Regions from separate parts of the Homo sapiens genome. Here region 1 is linked to region 2. Evidence: chromatin contacts called from ENCODE Hi-C or POLR2A ChIA-PET data. All regions are on one chromosome and are shown on one strand. The core of a region is the stretch at or near the end of the contact, and the rest is flanking DNA. Distances in the headings are between cores, read along the strand shown. Region 1 overlaps BMPR1A (bone morphogenetic protein receptor type 1A). Region 2 overlaps LDB3 (LIM domain binding 3).

Region 1 (3,782 bases), core at 36-2,535, 210 kb before region 2:
CAAAGAACCACTCACCTGTTGAATTTAACAGCAAGGCCCAGGTCAGCAATGCAGCAACTCCCATTTTTCTTGATGAGGATGTTTTTGCTCTTTAGGTCTCGATGAGCAATTGCGGGCTTTCCTTGGGTGCCATAAATTTCTGTGTGCAGGTGGCACAGACCACAGGCAGCTGAATAAGCCAATTTAAGCAGGGCTCTGGTGTCCAGTGTAGCACATTTCAGGAAGTCATAGAGAGATCCATTTTCATGGTAATCAGTAATCAAATAGAGCTGAGTCCAGGAACCTGTACCTTTAATGTCTGCCGCTATGAAACCTGTCCAGTTGATGAGTTTAAAAGGTTAGTTATCATCAGAGATAGGCTAGGGAGAAGTAATGCTCATTCTGGATACTGAGAAAAACTTAGGTATCATGTGCAGATAGTGAAACTTTAATTCGCCTGACACCAAGTCGTGAATGTGTTACTAAAAATTATATTTCTACATTTACACATATATCTGTACTTCTACAATAAATTTATAATAATCTTAATAATCATGAAAGTGAATAGGATTAAGAAAAAGATCATATATGCTGGGTGTGGTGGCTCACACCTGTATCACTTTGGGAGGCCAAGGCAGGAGGATCACTTGAGGTCAGGAGCTCGAGACCAGCCTGGCCAACAGGGCGAAACCCCGTCTCTACTAAAAATACAAAAATTAGTTGGGCATGGTGGCAAGTGCCTGTGGTCCCGGCTACTCTGGAGGCTGAGGCAAGAGAATCACTTGAACCTGGCGGCAGAGGTTGCAGTGAGCCAAGATGGCGCCACTGCACTCCAGCCTGAGCGACAGAATGAGACTCCGTCTCAAAAAAAAAAAAAAGAAAAGAAAAGGAAAGAAAAGAAAAAGATGACATATTATACAAATAACCTGGAGAATATTATCAACCTACATGATTCTCTAGTAGAAAAGGCTCTCAATTTCAAAGCAAAAAGTGGACACTTTTATAAAATTAAGAATGTTCAACTAAGAGTTAGCTCCTAATTAAGCCAACTCCCATTTGCCCATCAGTGACTCATCACAGCTGCCTTTTCAGTCTGGCTCGTTGACTGCCAGGCCCACAGTCCTGCTCTTTTCCTTTCTCTCCTACCCTCTTCCCTCCAGAAAAAGGTCAGTGAGTGCTATGTACTGAGCTGAACAGTGCTCCCCGACAAAATTCATGTCTAAAATCCATGTCATCTATAAACGTGACCTTATTTGGAAAGAGGGTCTTTGCAGATGTAATCAAGTTAAGATGACTCATACAGGATTAGCGTGGGCCCGAATTCAATGGCTGGTGATGTTGTAAGGTGGAAATGTGGACCCAGGCACCCAGGGAGAAGGCCACCTGATGACAGAAATGGAGACTAGAGTGTTGTCTATACTAAGCCAAGGAACACCAAAAATTCCTGGCCACCAACCAGTAGCCAGAGGAGGCAAGGAAGGCTCCTCCTCTAGAGTATTCAGAGACACAACAGCTCTGCCAACACCTTGGTTTTAAACTTCTAGCCTCGAAAACTGAGTGAATACGTTTTGGAGGTTGAAGCCACCCAGTTTGTGGTAATTGATACAGCAGCCCTAGGAAACTAATACAATTGCCTGCTTGGCAACATGCTATGGGCTCTCCAAATTAAAGGGAGGAAAACAAGAGGTGAAGGGAAAAGAAAACTCAGGATAGCCAGATCGGCTTATGTACCTGACTGACCAGCTCACACCTAAATTACTTTGCTATTGTGTAAATGTGGAGATGGGGGGAAACACACATTAAACACAGAACGTACAATGAAACTGCATGTTGGGCTGTTGAGCTTATGAAAGGGAAAAGGCACATATGTTAATGTTACCCTAAATCACTGCTTAAGTTATCTATAAAAGACTGGGTTTTCATTACTATGGGAGTAAGTCCAATAAACTAGTATTATTTTCCATTTGAAACTCACTGCTGTTTCTTCAGCTGGTTAGTAAAGAAAGATCTTGGTTGGCATTCCGGACTATGTTTTATTCAAACCGTGTATTCTACTAGGTTTCCTTTAGCCAAATGTATATAGTTGAACTCACACATTTTCAAAGCACATATGGAGGCTTCCACCTGTACCTCACTAGCCTTGTCAAAAATGAAATTGACTGAATCAGTGTGTACCCACCAAGTATGTTTTCATGGCGCATTAGCACAGTTTGGTAGATTTCTGTTTCTCGAAACCAGCTGGCTTCTTCAGTGGTAAAGAATACTTTCACCGCCACTTTTTCGCCACGCCATTTGCCCATCCATACTTCTCCATATCGGCCTTTACCAACTTGCCGGACCATCTGAATCTGTTTGGCAATAGTTCGCTGAACCTTTATAGAAAAAAGTAAAAGGTTTGAGCTCTTGATGAAAGAAACCCATTAAGACTGGCAAAGGGGTAGTCCATCTCATCAAAAAGCATGGTGTACCCAACCAACTCCAGTTAAAAACTTATAATGTACTTTTTTTTTTTTGAGATGGAGTCTCGCTCTGTCACCCAGGATGGAGTGCAGTGGCGCGATCTCGGCTCACTGCAACCTTCACCTTTTAGATTCAAGTGATTCTCCTGCCTCAGCCTCCCAAGTAGCTGGGATTACAGACACCCGCCACCATGCCCAGCTAATTTTTTTGTATTTTTAGTAGAGATGGGGTTTAGCCACGTTGACCAGGCTGGTCTTGAACTCCTGACCTCAGGTGATCCACCCCACCCCCGGCCTCCCATAATGCTGGGATTACAGGCGTGAGCCACCATGCCCGGCCATAATGTACTTTAAAGTATGAAACAATGTACAATGTATTCTGAAATCATAAACAGGTTATTCAAGTGGCTGGCTGTTTGCAAAAATGGTCATAATAATTACCCTCCCAGTGCACACAGTCGTGGGTAGTCTTGGTCCACAGACTCAGGGCTTAGGCCACATGACTTGCTTTGGATAAAAGAACAACAGCGAACGTGATGCAAGCAAAGACCTGACAAATGTTTGTGGACTGGGGCTTGCCCCCTTCCTGCTGCTTTGGGAACCCTGTGACCAAAAAATAATGGCAGCATGAACTGTCGGCCAAGGGTGTGAACTACACCACCTAGCTCTAGCTAAGCAAGTCCAACAAATGAACTGCCCCACAGACTCACAGAATGAGAAATAATGTTTGTTGCTTCACATCACTAAGTTTTGGGGTGGTTTATTATGCAGCAAAGTCCAAATAACAGTTAAAGATCTTAAAAATCCCATCTATAAGACCCTGCCTGATCTGGCCTGGTCCCATTATTTGCTTTGACCACCCACCCACAAACCTCGTTTGACTTATCTCAACTTTTAGAATTCACTCAAGCTTATTCCTGTCGCTGGGTTTTTTTGAATATCCAGTTCCCTTTACTTAGAGTGCTATTTTCTCACTTAAACACCTTCATAGCACACAAAACCTCTCAGTTGCTGCGCTTAACACAATCATAACTTTATTCTTATTTACATATATATTTGCTTGAATTCCATCCCCTGCTCACAGAATATAAGTATTTATTTGGGACAATATCAGAAGTACTTTAATATTTGTTAAATAAAAGATGTACATGGATTGTTATCTTTCATTTTCAGAAGCATTAGTGATCATTCTAAATTAAAAAGAACATTATGCTCCAAGTTGGAAATGCTTCTAAAATGGACTAGATTTAGTGCAAAGCTAAAGTGACTTTATGTATCATTTATTATAGAATCCTTTTGTAAATTTTGTTCTGTTTTTTTGAGACAGAGTCTCGCTCCGTTGCT
Region 2 (3,859 bases), core at 1,157-3,656:
AAGAGCCCTGGCTGCAGGATCCAGCTCTACTACCTCCTGGTTTTGTGTCCTTGGGCAAGTTCCTTAACCTCTCTGGGCCTCAATTTCTTCATCTAAAACTGGCAATACTGATTCTTAGTATCTCACAAGGTTATTATGAGGATTAAGGGAAGGTAAGAAATATAAAGAGCGTAGCCTAGTACCTGGCATAGTGTGTCACTAAATGTGAGTGAGGATGGCAAGGATGGGGGCAACCTGGGTGTCAGGGTCAGATGTACTGTCAGCCTGTCTCATGGCCTGCTGCTCACCTAGGGAAGCCCAGCCCAGTTAGACTGGTAGCGCCTAGGGTTGGGGGAGAGGAGGGAAGGGAAATGGAACATCCTGAAGTCAGATAACCTGAGACTGAGGTCTATTCAGTGGTGGTGGAATGCCTGACACCCTGCCTGCCCCACAGGGCATGCTGGGGACCTGCTGGGGTGACATAGTGAATGGATTTTGTAAATGTGTACAGCCCAAATTTGAGGTATTGTCACCCTCCCTAACAACTTTGCAGAGAATATCAAAATGCTGGGGGAAGAAGTGATTCCAGGAACACCACCAGGGACAGAGAGCAGGGAGAGGTGATCTAGCACAACTTCAGAGCAGCTTCATCCCTCTGTTATATATAAGGGGGTTCTGTGCAACATTTTCTTTCCTTTCTTTGTGAAGTGCAATTCTCTGCTAAAAAAGATTAAGATTGGCTGGGCGCGGTGGCTCACGCCTGTAATCCCAGCACTTTGGAAGACTGAGGCCGGTGGATCACTTGAGGTTAGGAGTTCGAGATCAGCCTGGCCAACATGGTGAAACCCCGTCTCTACTAAAACTTCTAGTAGCCGGGCATGGTGGTGGGCGCCTTGTAAACCCAGCTACTCGGGAGGCTAAGGCAGGAGAATCTCTTGAACCCGGGAGGTGGAGGTTGCAGTGAGTCGAAGTCGTGCCATTGTACTCCAGCCTGGGCAACAAAAGAGAAACTCCATCTCAAAAAATAAAAAGATTAAGACCAGAAGCCCTAATCCTGCGGTGTCCAATACATAGTGCTACGTGGCCGATGAGCAGCTGAAATGTGGCTAGTCCGACCAAGAAGTGCCGTTAGTGTAAAACACACACCAGATTTTGAAGGCACATTAATAATTATTTTATATTGATTATATGTTGAAATTATATATATATATATATATTTTTGAGACGGAGCCTTGCTCTGTCGCCCAAGTTGGAGTGCAGTGGCGCAATCTCGGCTTCACAGCCACCTCTGCCTCCTGGGTTCAAGTGATTCTCCTGCCATAGCCTCCCGAGTAGCTGGGACTACAGGCGCCCGCCACCACGCCCGGCTAATTTTTTGTACTTTTTTAGTAGAGACGGGGTTTCACCGTGTTACCCTGGTGGTCTCGATCTTCTGACCTTATGATCCGCCCGCCTCGGCCTCCCAAAGTGCTGGGATTACTGGCGTGAGCCACTGCGTCCGGCCTGATATCTTAAATATATGTAGTCAAAGAAAATATATTAAAATGAATTTAACTTGCTTTCTTTTATTTTTTAAAAATGTGGCTAATAGGAAATTTCTATTGCGTGGTGCTGCCTTCACCAAAATGACTGCTTCCACATGCCAGGCCCTTTACGTGCCTTATTACTCGCTGCAATCCAAGGAGGCAGATAATATTTGCAAGTCCATTTTACAGATGAGGAACTGAGACTTGGAGAGCTTAAATGGCTGCCTCCAAGTCATCCAGCTGGTGAACTGCTTAGCCGAAACGAGCTCAGGCTGCCAGACTCAACAGCAGATGCCCGCTTAGAAACTCCCCAAGCAGCAAAACAGGCTTTAGTACGCCCCCTTTCAAGTAAACAGGGCCCTGGCCCACCTTTCCTGCCTCCCTCCAGCAATACTAACCCTATTCCCCCTGCCTGGCAGTCGCTTCCCTCCATCGGAAGGCCTTACAGACTCCCGGATCCACCTCCTTTTCTTTTCCAGCCCCCACAACACAGAGGTCTCACAGAGGCAGGCTAGAATCTGGACCCCGATTTGACGGCTTCCTTGCTTGGGGCTAACCCACCCAGAGAAGGAACCTCCCCGGCCTCGGTGGCCCGGCCCGGCAGCTCCGTTCCCCCGTCGCAACCCCGACTCCGTCGGGGGGCGAGCAGGCAGTGGCGCTTCGCAGCCCTCAGCTTCTGCATCCTTCAGCCTGGCTCGCCGTCACGCCAGGAGAGACCTGATATCCCATCTCGCAGCCCCGGGGCTGTTGCTATTTTTGCGTGACGGAATTAAGCCAGTCTAAATTAGAAGGTGATATTTCATCTCTAATTGGCAAGTTCAAAAGTCCCCTATCGCACTCGGCGGGCTCGGGGATATGTAATTAAACAAGGTGATTTCTGACTCACGCCGGGCCGGGCCCGGCTCTCCGCAAGCGCCTGGCCGCCGCCCGGCCCGCGGGCCAACGTGACCGTCCCCGGCCCGCGCGCAGGGTCTCCGCGCCGCCGCCGCCCGCCCCCTCCCGGGCCTCAGGTGTTCCGGGGAGCGGCCGCCCACCTCGGGCGCCAGCGATAAGATCCGGCCTGCGAACGCCGCCCTCGGCCCGGAGGAGGCCCCGGGGGGAGCTGCGGCTGCGGCCGCGGCGCTCCGGGTCCCGCGCGGGCTCCCCGCCCTCTCTGACGCCCGGATCCGAAGAGCCTGGAGGGAAGGGGAGCGGAGGGGGGCTCGGGACCACACGCCCCACTTCATACGGGGCCGCCTGCCAGCCGCCCCCGGACTCCGCTTGGCAGCCGGGCCTCCCGGAGAGGGAGGTGGAGGCAGGCCGACTCCAGCGCGCGCCCGCCCGGCCGCCTCTTTCCCCCTAGGCAGGAATGAGTTAATGTCTGCGCGGCCTGGGAACGGCGCGGGGGCCCGCGGCTCCGGCCCGTCTCGCTCGCCTGGGCCCCAGCCCGGGAAGGAGGAGGAAGGAGACGCAGGGCGGGCTGGCCGCGCGCCCCCGGAGCCCTGACGCCGCCTGGCGGGCTGGGCGAAGACAGCCGGAGGCCGCCCCGGAAGGTGCCAGAAGCGCCTCCCCAGGAAGAGACGGAAATGTCCTCCTTGTGCCCCGGCAAGGCCTCGCCTCCACCCGCCGCTTCTCCTCCAACTCCTCTCCAGCCTCCCCTCCCTGTGTTCCCAGTCTCTGCAGGGGCAGCCTCTTCCCACTGCTCCATCTAAGGCTTTTCACTACTGCAAAATGCCACCTCGCCCTGCGGAGTTTTCACCTCAGAACCGTCTATCCTTGCCCCTTCTCTGTAGGGACAGAGAAGGGCACCTCCCGTGTGACAGACGCTGTGCTGGGTGCTTCATTCCATCCCCAGAACACAAGGTGTCCATGAACAGCGCAGCCTGGATGGATGAGGCACTTTGCCTTCGAGAGCAGAGCAGGCCGTGGCACCGGCCTCTGTCTCGGGCAAAAGCCGCTTCGACCGCCCACACTCAGCCCTGCTGTCAGAGCGAGCTTCATGAACCAGCGCCCCGAAGCAAGGCCTGCCCTGACTCAGTGCCTGTCTCATCTCCCTGGGCTCCAGCGGCAGAGAAAACTTCCCTGGGGTTTCTCCCTGCGCCTGGATAGGACCTGCTCCCGAGTCTAGGCTCCTTATGTGCTGTTCTGTACCCCCATGGCTGCGGCCAAATCTCGCACACTGGCATGACACAGAGAAGATGGAGTCTCATTCTGTCGCCCAGGCTGGAGTGCAATGGTGCAGTCTCGGCTCACTGCAACCTCGGCCTCCCGGCGATTCTCCTGCCTCAGCCTCCCGAGTAGCTGGGATTACAGGTGGGTGCCACCACGCCCGGCTAATTTTTGAATCTTTAGTAGAGATGGGGTTTCGCCATGTT

The links. A loop is a pair of places that touch in the nucleus more often than their neighbours do. ChIA-PET counts read pairs that join two places held with the same protein, here RNA polymerase II (POLR2A). Pooled maps may share reads with other maps.
Region 1: a loop to region 2 is called in a map of A673, with 2.3 times the contacts of the local background. The contact joins two enhancer-like sites. A Hi-C loop is called at or near these places in 27 of 168 maps with a recorded cell type or tissue (A673, CD14-positive monocyte, CD8-positive, alpha-beta T cell and 19 more) and 8 of 50 pooled maps. POLR2A ChIA-PET finds 5 or more read pairs at or near these places in 6 of 52 experiments (AG04449, H1, HEK293T and 3 more).

The regions. Positions count from the first base shown.
Region 1 is chr10:86,915,703-86,919,484 of GRCh38, reverse strand. BMPR1A (bone morphogenetic protein receptor type 1A) reads right to left here. Exons shown (of 13, transcript NM_004329.3): 9 at 2,159-2,351; 10 at 16-313. Among named protein-coding and RNA genes, the nearest start is that of MMRN2, 40 kb to the left of the region's middle. Within about 2 kb of position 1,285, at least 2 of the 41 ENCODE cell types and tissues checked have a DNase peak (open chromatin) inside an H3K27ac peak, as active enhancers do; they include A673, where a contact is called at or near this core.
Region 2 is chr10:86,710,403-86,714,261 of GRCh38, reverse strand. All of the region lies in intron 9 of LDB3 (LIM domain binding 3), which reads right to left. Among named protein-coding and RNA genes, the nearest start is that of LDB3, 44 kb to the right of the region's middle. RefSeq lists enhancers at 1,641-1,690, 2,235-2,854, 2,855-3,474 and a silencer at 2,431-3,120. Within about 2 kb of position 2,406, at least 35 of the 41 ENCODE cell types and tissues checked have a DNase peak (open chromatin) inside an H3K27ac peak, as active enhancers do; they include A673, where a contact is called at or near this core.